Linked DNA regions of Homo sapiens: region 1 is linked to region 2. A link is an interaction called in ENCODE POLR2A ChIA-PET data of the cell type or tissue named here. Cell type or tissue: PC-9. All regions are shown on one strand. Links, peaks and the distances in the headings refer to the core of each region. The heading gives the core; the rest is flanking DNA. Region 1 overlaps FBXL5 (F-box and leucine rich repeat protein 5). Region 2 has its middle 7.8 kb from the start of BST1.

Region 1 (5,393 bases), core at 79-5,078, 86 kb after region 2:
AGAGGACAGTATGTAGTATTGAGAAGAGTCTGAGATGCTTTAGACATGACTAGAATTCCTGTAGTATTTTGGAAATTGATTCCTGAACCTACTTTCAAAAATCACAAGAAATACTTCTTGATTTTGTTCTTTTAAACATATTCTACCCTACAGTGGTCTTATTGAACATGCTTTTTCAAAGTATGTTCAGTGCCTTTTTGCACATTTGATAGTCACTGGTAGAGACTGAATTTCCCAGAAGCATAAAAAGCTGCTCTTCTGTTATTAGTAAGCAAATCAACCTCCTGTATTTATAACTGGAGAAAATTTTAGATGGCTCAGACTACTATGTACCTGTCTTTTTATACTGCGCCCTATTGTCTTTGAGTGCCCAGTTCACCTTAAGATGACAGGAAAATCAACAAAATTTTTCTCAGGCAGAACAATTGACAGGAGTCAGGAAGACCAGAGGGAGTAATGACATACCGCAAAATGGAGAAAACTGCTATTTCTCGAGATTAGGTTTTCCTTAAAATATATAAGAGGAAACTGGAGATGGTAGCTCTCTTATTTCAGGAATCACATTGTTATGCAGGAGATGACCTCCCATGTTCTTGATATATCAGCACTAAGTTGGACATTTCTTTGTTTTCTGTTGCCTTCTGTGTATAATCAAGGAATGGCCAAAGTGAATGTCATCATAGTTGGTGAAAGTGAATGTCATCGTAGTTGGTGAAAGTGAATGTCATTGTAGTTGCAACATGCTAAGCCTATGAAAACAAAGTTTGATTGATGCAGTGAAGCTGTTACTTTTGTGGATGCTGTGGATTTGAGAACGGAGTTTTGTTAACATAAAGTTATTTTATTGTAGGTTTAGTGCTATACTTCCACTTCCTAAGGCTTATAGGACATATTATCAAGAGTAATTAATAAGCAATTGTTTTTTATCAGAAAAAATTTTATTTGTATGTTGCATTTGAATTTTTCATATTGATTTCAGCATAGGTTATGCTTTGGAATAAATCTCACTATTGAATTCATTATATTTATTTTTGGATTCATAGATGTTATTGGGTAGAGGGAGGGGACTGGGTTTCAGTTTGTTTTTATGCTTACTTGTTTTATGTTTGTATGTTTTTAAACTTTGAAATAATTTAGATGATGGGATAAAATGAAATAATTAAAATCTTTTGCACTTTGTCCTTATGCATTTCCTCTAAACTTGTTTTGAATATATAGTTTCAGAGGAGCTATTATATTCCTTTTGTTGAATGTAAAAGTTTTTTTGGATAAATGATTGATTTTTTAAAATAAATGAATTGTGATGAAGATATCTGACTTTGAAAGATTTGAAAGGAAATTTCAGTGCTTGTATAATCCAATATTAACTCTCCTTTTATAGCTTATTGAAGCATGATTTGGGGGAATGGAAAGCCTTTAAAATTTACAGGGTGACTTGTTAAATAACTTGTGTCTGAGTTCCACATAGGTTGTTCTTAAAGCAATGCTCTCTCATAGTCTTTTCCTTAAAAGGATATGTGGACAACCTAGAAAGTGTTAGAAAGAAGTTGTGTTGTATCCAGTTTTGCAAGATGACACTTGTTCCAGTATCTTTCAAAACAGCTCAGCTTGTACAGTAGATATCTAGTGAATGCTCAGGGGCATCCTTGTTACTATTTTTATTATTTCTGAAAGTAGTGTGTTTTAATACGTGGTATTAGAGCAATGGAGAAGTGTATTTAGGTGACAAATTATATTTCAAATATTTGAAAGTGACGTTTAGCTAAAAATATATTTTTTAAAAGAAAACATATATAGTTAACTATCAGGTTACTAAATGTAAAAGAAGTTAATACTGATAAACATTAGTCATTAAGTAATACATGATAAGTAAAGCAGAATGATCTATTTTCCAAGCATTAGCAGAGATTTTGGAGATAATAAGTTAGTTATCATATATTCAAACAGTGCCCAGTACAGTGCAAGACACTGTACATAAAGTGTCTTGATATAAAATGCAAGTCTAGATTCTTCTGAATGATTCTTTATGACTTTTAAATTTATTTGATAAGATTTGAAAAGTCTTCTTAGCCATAACATTAAAAAATTTCTTTAACATTTAAGAAGTGTTAAATGGAATAGCATAGTTGTAGAGCTGTGAAGAACATTTGAGCAATGATAGCAAATAAACTTTTTTACTGATTTGCATTTCAATGTATGTATAATTTATAAATTAAGATAGATTAGCTCATAGTTTTGGAGGTGACACAGTCTCAGATGATGTGCTCTTTTATGTTTCTAATTTAAGTTAAAGAGGAATTAAAGGTAAGTGAAGGTAAGTGCAGATATACAGCATAAGTAATATACTTAGAACTCAGTAAAAACAAGTTATTCAATAATAAAAGTCTGGAGAAATAATAGCTAACCTTATACTTCCTATCATCTGATACTTAAAAATGCTTTCTTATAAGATTATTCTTTACCACGCATTTAAATATTTTAATGATTATTCAATTATATTTTTCTATTTTCTTTATTATTCCTTAATGTAATTTAGGCTTTATATATCTTAACCATTTGGGTTCTGTGTCCTACATCGAGATGGAAGTTTGCTGGTGATAAGTCAAATATTTAAAGGGAACTACCTTGTGAATTATCTTCGTCTGTTAAAGCATAGCTGTCTACCTGGCAATCCATCATATCTTAGTCATATTTCTTTCTAGTTTTCCCTCACCTTTTCTGTTGTCCATTTATTCTGTTGTCCATTTATTCACTTCTCTGAACAGTCCTTCTGTGTTACTTAAGGATTTTATTGTTAATGTTGCTTATACTTTCCATGCTTTGGAAGGTGTTAGTCTCCTGTTTTCTACAATGTGATACTGAGTTTAAAACAGTGCTTGTCTTCATTTTTGTTTTGGCTCAGGCCTTCAGCAGATCCTTTAATGGGTGCTGTCACTTTCATGATTATTGGGATCAAATACCAGTAACTACTCTTATTATTTACCTTATCATAGGATTGTAGTTTTGAGTCATTTAATACTATAGTTACTGATTAAGTTCATATAGCCTTCTTTAAACAGATTCTGCTTTCAAATTTGAAAACAATATATTCTCTCTCTTCACTCTGTATACTTAGAATCTCACTGAAACTCAATTCTGGTGAACTTAAAATGTATTCAGAGTTCTTGCCTATATTCATATAAAATGTGTCTACTCACTGAGTAGACACATTTTATATGAATATAGGCAGGAACTTTGTTTTGTGATAAATAAGGAGATGCTGACAGTAGGTTTGTGCTTTTTACCTAATACAGGGTAAAAACTTTTATTTCTACATTTTTCTTCCCCCATTATCTCTGCCACCATCCCTTAGACTTCAGGAGCATAATGACCCAGGTAGCTAGGGTGGAAACTGAGCATGTGGACCCTACATCTTTTGGGGAGGGTGGTGAAAAACTGTGTCATGTCAGGTTAGATCTGAATCTCTAGGAGAATAGCTTTTTTGATCTGTTTGCTCCTTTGAGTCTCCCTTTTACTTTATCCTTTGAAAACCAATTGCATACTTCACTTCCATTGCTTCCAGATATGGCATATTTTTCTTAGGCTACTGTTGAAATTTAGCATAATATTTCTCCCTTACCTTTCTGTCCTTTTAAAAAAATAGGACTATAGTAAGTCCTCCGTGTCGGTGGTATGTTTTTGGAAACTGACTTTAAAGAAAACATACAGGAAGTCCTCAAATAGTGTCATTTCATTATAATGATGCAAACAAAACAACTACCTTTGTTATACGTTATTTTGCTTAGAGTCGCAGTTTCTAAGAACCTATCGATGTTAAGTGAGGACTTAATGGTATAGACATTTTGAAATATTTGAGGGAGTTGCAGTTTGGAAAAATTGTATAGAGTCTTCATGTCTCTTCTTATTTCTTTAAAAAAATTTAGAATGGAATTTTAATCTGATAAAATGATAATCAGATCCATTTTGGCAAAACCCAGTGAATCTGGCATTTCATGATGGACCTAAGGGTCAGAGCAGGAGAATGGCAGTGAGGCAGGGCTTGTGTCTTGAGGAGAGGCACTAGGTGATTGGTAGACAAAACAGTGGGCAGTGTAAGGGGTGAGGAAAGACAAGCTAAGAAGGGGAATAATGGGGATTGGGTGGTGCACAGTGGGTAAAGCTGGCATTATATTCAAAGGAAAAACTTGGTTAAAGATTGGCAGTGGGAGAAGAATTTCAGATCATAGGGTTGCTTCTCAGGGCATTTTTAATAAGTATTCAATATATACTAAAACATTTTATCTTGAGTTTGTGATTAAGATGATTAACATTGTTTCTTATTTTAAGGGAAAATAATTTTAACAAAATGCTGCTTTGTGAATTTTAAATATTTAACATATTTAACTTCTCATTTAAAGACCAGAAAAGATTGTTATTTTGATTAAATAAAAATTGGCTTTAGTAATTCAACTTTATATTTAAAATAATTTTAAACTTCCTGTTATGGAAAAATTTAACATCGAATAATACAACGAATCCTCATGTACCATCAGCTTCAGCAGTTATAAACCTGTGGGCAGTCTCCTTTCATCTATACCATTGCTCATTCCCATATCTACTCCGCCATTAAGCTAATCACAGGTGTCATATCAACTTAAAAATTAATATGACTGAAAGCATAAGCTGTTGTAGTTCCACATATTTGCGTAATGTTTATTAGTTTCTTTCCTAAGACTGTATGTCTTAAGAAATTTGCCCTTTGTATTTTGTATGTGCCATTTGGGGAATATAAGGAAAAGTTAAATTTCTGGAAATTAATGTGTTCTATGTGTTTAGTTGGAAGTAATTGTTATGGTAGTATTAGCTTACTTGCTTTTTTGTTGTTGTTGTTGCAGCCGAGTGCTGTTTTAGAAAATAAAAAGTAAATTTAAAATGTGTTTTTGAGTTAAGCTAGATATCACCCCAGAGTACTGTGATTTTTCAGTTACAATCCATTTGATATATTCTGCAGTAAAATTATATTTCATGTACAGTTTTCATTTTGTATTGTTCCTTATATCACAATTGCAAGTATTTTGGTTGTTCTTGTTGATATGTAAAGAACAAATTAACTACTCCTTATTTGTTCATGGTATAGACATAATGAAAGACTTCAATATAGTTGAAACAATCTTTTCCACATTTGCCTGCTTTTATGAAAATATCATTCATTCAGAGTACTTGACATTTGAATATGTGCTGTGAAACTTCTTCTTTGATATTTTCTAATTCTCAGCTATGTTCCCTAATGGGTCTTGTATCTAGTGCCTGGGTAGCATAGTGTGACTGGGATAAAATGTCAGTTATTCCACAGATTTTTTTTTATTCTTTGTAAGTGAATGATAATTTTTACTATGGCTACAGTTTAATTGATC
Region 2 (5,393 bases), core at 306-5,305:
CTCGCTCTGTTGCCCAGGCTGGAGTGTAGTGGCGTGATCTCGGCTCACTGCAAGCCCTGCCTCCTGGATTCATGCCATTCTCCCGCCTCAGCCTCCCAAGTAGCTGGGACTACAGGCGCCCACCACCACACCTGGCTAATTTTTTTTGTATTTTTAGTAGAGACGGGGATTCACCATGTTAGCCAGGATGGTCTTGATCTCCCGATCTCGTGATCCACCCGCCTCAGCCTCCCAAAGTGCTGGGATTACAGGCGTGAGCCACTGTGCCTGGCCTAATATTCCTATTTTCTACCTGGAAGGATATATGCCTGGATGATAGCAATGTGGAGCTGAGTGGGGGAAGGTGGCTGGGAGAATCTCACTATTCAGTATAAAGATTTTCACTTATCCCTCCTCTCTCACCACATTTTTAGTAGAAGCTCTGGCCTCACTGATGCCTGGTACCCCACAACCTAGAATCTTTGGTCTACTCTTCAGGAAATATGTTGCTGCACAGGATTAGGGAGGGCATTCTTGGACTTCCAACTACTTTTTTGACTTCCAGCCCTACATCCACTCCCACTTTCATGTTAGTGACAGACCTTTCTTCCAATTCCTCTTCCTTTTGAGGGTTCATGACATCAAACAACTTTCTTCACAGCTTACATTCTCTTTCCCCACTAGCCAACTGAGGTTTCAGCCTTCACTGGCCAACTAAATTGTTACCCCTTCCTCATTTTCTTTCCACCATCCCAAATTCTGTTCCTGACAACTCCTCTTCTTTTCTCTTTTCCCTCATGGTTTACTCCTTTTTCATTTTGTTTATATTCATCTTATTCATTGTCATGGGGGATGAGTTTGTTTTGAGGGAAGAAGTCTTTCATACCTCACAAACCCTCAAAACATGACTTTATCTTGATGTGTGAGGCAACAGGAAATACACAGCACCACTTCTGAAGTATCCATGCATCTGTCTGTCTATCTATCTATCTATCTAATCTGAATCTAGCAAACTTTCAGATTTAACTACAGTTTTCAGGAAATATAGAGGATAGAGGGACATGTTAAATGATACCACAGGCAGTCATGCACTGAAACCGGCTGACAATATTTGACAGGTATATTTTCAAAAATGTATCAAAAATCTGGGAGCCATTTGTTAAACACAGTCATATTAAAAATTAAATTATATAAACTTACAATAAAATAAATTATATTAAAAGCAGGCCGGGCACAGTGGCTCACGCCTGTAATCCCAGCACTTTGGGAGGCCGAGGCGGGTGGATCATGAGGTCAGGAGTTCGAGACCATCCTAGCTAACATGGTGAAACCCCATCTCTACTAAAAATACAAAACATTAGCTGGGCGTGGTGGCGGGTGCCTTTGGTCCCAGCTACTTGGAAGGCTGAGACAGGAGAATGGTGTGAACCTGGGAGGTGGAGCTTGCAGTGAGCTGAGATTGCGCCACTGCAATCTCAGCCTGGGCTACAAAGCCAGATTCCGTCTCAAAAAAATAAATAAAAGCAAAGGTAATAAACATCCAAAATACATAACTTCTTAATTATTTTACTACATGTTGCTATTATTTATGCTCTTGGGGATATTTATATCTATTTTATTTTGGGTCTACGTACCAAAAGCCAAAAACCAAATTTATATATTGACATTCATCAAAGCTAAGAAATTCTGCTCTTCAAAAAACACCACTAAGAAAATGAGCAATCCACAAATTGGGATGTACTTGCAATACATGTATCTGACAAAGGCATGTATGTAAAAAACAGGGTTGTCCAATCTTGTGGCTTCCCTGGGCCACATTGGAATAACCCACACATAAAAAACACTAACACTAACATAAGACTAACACTAACTTCAGCCACACATAAAAAGCACTAGCATTAGCTGATGAGCTTAAAAAAAAAAAAGAAAAAGTTCTGTGTGTTACATGTAGTTAGACAGGCATGAGTGCAGCAGGAGAGGGCTCTTCCCCCACCCACTAGGAATGTCGGGTGTTGGTTTGGCACTTATTACATTGCCTCTTTAAAAGTGATAAATTGGCAGCTGACACCAGGGAGAGGCCATTTCCTTATGGTCCACACCTGCGGCACTAAACGGTTAATTGAATGCAGAGACCAGGGAAAAGCAACTTCCAGGGCATGTACATTAAGAGACAAAATGGTGGAGTATGACCTTCCAGGGGCACTCCCCTGGAAAATGGAAGAAAGCCTCAGATGGCATGCATACAGCTTCCTAAACACATTGTGCATGCTCACCTCCCAAGTACATTAAATAAAAGCAGTTGTTATGCTTGTGTGCATGGCCGGCTGGAGGCCCAGAGAGTCCCCTTTCCACTCGGATGGTCTCCCAGTCGACCGGGCATGGGCTGCATGGTAGCTCTCTTCCAGGATTCTACGGCTTGGGGCAACAAATCATGCCAGGCTCTCTCTCTGCTATATCCCGAAGTCCAACACCCTGCGAGTCAGCCCCCGAGGACCACTCAGCTTCCTTTTCCCGTCAATTTCACCTTGTGTCTGTCACCACAGGGGGAGAATTTGGCATTCCTTGGAAGCTTAATGGGATGCCGTGAGCTTAAGCCTTTCCAGGAGCTTACTCATCAGTCTGCCCTTAGTCATCCTCAAACAGATGTATGGTGGTATTGTGGTGAACACTTACTGGACACTCTGCCAGGTAACTGGAGTGGTACTTACACTCTTGTCTAATTGGCTATCCCTTTCACCCTGACATTTCATCAACCAGAAAAAGAAAAACCACAACACCTCCCCCGCCAAAAAAAAAAAAAGAAGAAGAAAAGCCTCTTATGGATCTTTTGACTCTCAAGTTAACATAGACGTCATTGGAGTCCCACAAGAAGTGCCTAACAGATTCAAAGTCCATGACCAAATAGCTGCAGAATTTAAATCCATATTTCCACAGGTAACTATTAATAAAAATGTGGCTTGGATAAATTACATCTATTATAATCAGCAACAGTTTATTAATTACACCAAGGATGCTATCAAAGGAATAGCTGACCAATTAAGGCCTACTAGCCAAATGACTTGGGAAAACAGAATAGCTCTAGACATGTTATTAGCCAAAAAAGGTAGGGTTTGTGTTATAATTAAAACCCAATATTGCACCTTCATCCCAAACAACACTGCTCCCAATGGAAGCATAACAAAGGCCTTGCAGGGATTTACTGCTTTATCCAATGCATTAACTAAAAATTCTGAAGTCAATGACCCTATTTCAGAATGGCTAGGAAAGTGGTTTGGTAAATATAAAGGAAACATAGCCTCAATTCTTATTTCTCTTGCAATCGTACTAGACGAACTCGTTAGGTGATGTGTCATACCATGCATCCATAGGCAAATACAAAAGATTGTACAAACAGCACTTACTAAAGCCTCCCTTAGTTCTCCTCCACCTTATTCAAGTAAGCTTTTCCTTTTAGAAGATCAAAACAAACGGCAAAGCCAAGACATGTTAAAGAGTTTGAAGAGAAAAATCATAAGAAAATTTAAAAGGGAGGAGTTGTAAGATACAATGAATTTCTCTGAGTTTCTCTTCAAAAATGTAGCCTGCTAACTTCCTTGTCTTTTGTTCTCAAACTCAACTTTCCTGTTCCTCCTTGTCCCTAGTTACTGTAAAACAGCCTACCCCTTTTCTGTCATCCCTAATCAATAACTCACATCTATTCCCTTGGTTACCTGCACCCATTGTGTCCCTGAAACTGCACGTCTCACATGCTCCACCTCTGTAGCTCACGTCCCCCTCCCCTTTTATATTTAGAAAAATATGTACAAGTAGCCAATAGGGTCAGCTCAGATTGTGCAGTCTGACCCTACCCATGGGGGAGGGACACAGAAGTAGGAATTGCGTTAAGGATATAAAAACCCCCCAGTCTCCTTTGTTCTCTGTGCTCTTGCGATCTTAGTTGATGCAAGTGGCACCCTTCTGCAGAAGTCAATTGCCTTGCTGACAGGATTAAACTTTTGCCTGACTGCTGGTTTTACTTCACGGCACCGAGCATTTATTCCTCGAGCTTTTTATATCCAACAAACTCAAAAATAAGAAAAACAACCACATCTTAAAATTGGCAAAATAGTTAAACAAATGCCTCACCAAAGAAGATATTCCATTCCTAGGTATTTACCAAAGGAAAAATGAAAATACATCTATGCAAAGATTTGTGCCCATGTTTGTAGAAGCTTAATTCGTAACTCAAAACAGTAAACAATGCAAATGTCCAACAACAATATATTAATAACTTGTAACATCATCATATAATAGAGTATTATTTAGCAATACAAAAAAATGACAAATCTTTTAAAAATATGCTGAATGAAAGAAGCTAGATGTAAAAGAACACAAACTTTATTACTCCACTTACATAAATTTCTAGAAGAAATAGTAGTATGCTGATATACACAGTTGGCGGAAAAGAGATTTCAGATGGAACGAATTGCCTGAGCAAAGGCAGAAAAGGAAAAACCATGGAGCTTCTGAAAACAGTTGAAAATTTAGTTTGATTGGTAAACAGGTTGCAGATGGAGATTGGACAGGAAAGTTAGGGTCATATCTTAAAACCATTGAGCACAATGCTAAGGCATTTTCACTTTGTTCTCTTGATCATTATGAGTTATCAATAATTTCTGAGCTTCCTTATTGAAAACTGTGTTTCTTTTCTTGGCCAAAATTCTTGATTGCCAGAGAATGAAGAGAGATTATGCATTTAAAGGCCTTAGAATAGTGTTTCATAGTGTGCTCTCATTGATGGTTTTGAATGCTTATCTAATATGTTCTGTGTGTTTATTGTCCGTTGTGGAAGGCTGAAAAATAGGCCAGCAAAGATGTCCATGTCCTAAACCCTGGAGCCTATGAATACGTTACTTTACATAGTAAGAAGGCCTTTGCAGATGTGATTAAATTAAGGATCTTGAGATGAGCAGATTATACTGGCTGATCTGGATGAGTCCAATGTCATCTTAAGAGTCCTTACAGGAGGAAGTCAGGTAAATCAGAGACACAGAGAAAATAATGTGATGGCAAAAGCAGAGAGATACTTGAAGATATTATGCTGCTGGCTCTGAAGATGCAGGAAGGAGCCATAAGACAGGGGACGCAGGCAGACTTCAGAAGCTTGGAAGGGTAAGGAAACATTCTTCCCTGAATAATCCAGATGGAATGAATCCTGCTGATACCTCGACTTTTGCCCAGTATACATTGGACTCCAAAGAAGAATAAATTTATGTTGCTTTAAGCCACTATGTGGCAATTTGCTAAAGCAGCAATAGGAAACAAATACAGATTAGGGTACCTGAAACCATCACTCTTTCTGCCCCTTTTCCCCTTCATTTGTAAGGTTGAACTTGGGAATCACCAGGAGTAGGACTATTATTCTTGTTTAATCT

Evidence for each region. Peaks named below come from ENCODE experiments on the same cell type or tissue, not always from the same donor. Only the 100,000 strongest peaks of a DNase experiment are listed, where the experiment ranks them.
Region 1: POLR2A ChIA-PET joins it to region 2 with 5 read pairs; 2 of 35 experiments call an interaction of 5 or more read pairs at or near these places.

What each region holds. Positions count from the first base shown.
Region 1 is chr4:15,606,376-15,611,768 of GRCh38, reverse strand. All of the region lies in intron 10 of FBXL5 (F-box and leucine rich repeat protein 5), which reads left to right. Among named protein-coding and RNA genes, the nearest start is that of FBXL5, 46 kb to the left of the region's middle. In PC-9, for the core only: no CTCF peak of the experiment used is centred there; no DNase peak of the experiment used is centred there.
Region 2 is chr4:15,692,588-15,697,980 of GRCh38, reverse strand. No RefSeq gene overlaps it. Among named protein-coding and RNA genes, the nearest start is that of BST1, 7.8 kb to the left of the region's middle. RefSeq lists an enhancer at 2,250-2,846. In PC-9, for the core only: no CTCF peak of the experiment used is centred there; DNase peaks (open chromatin) are centred at 2,630 and 3,390; H3K27ac peaks cover 1,776 bases.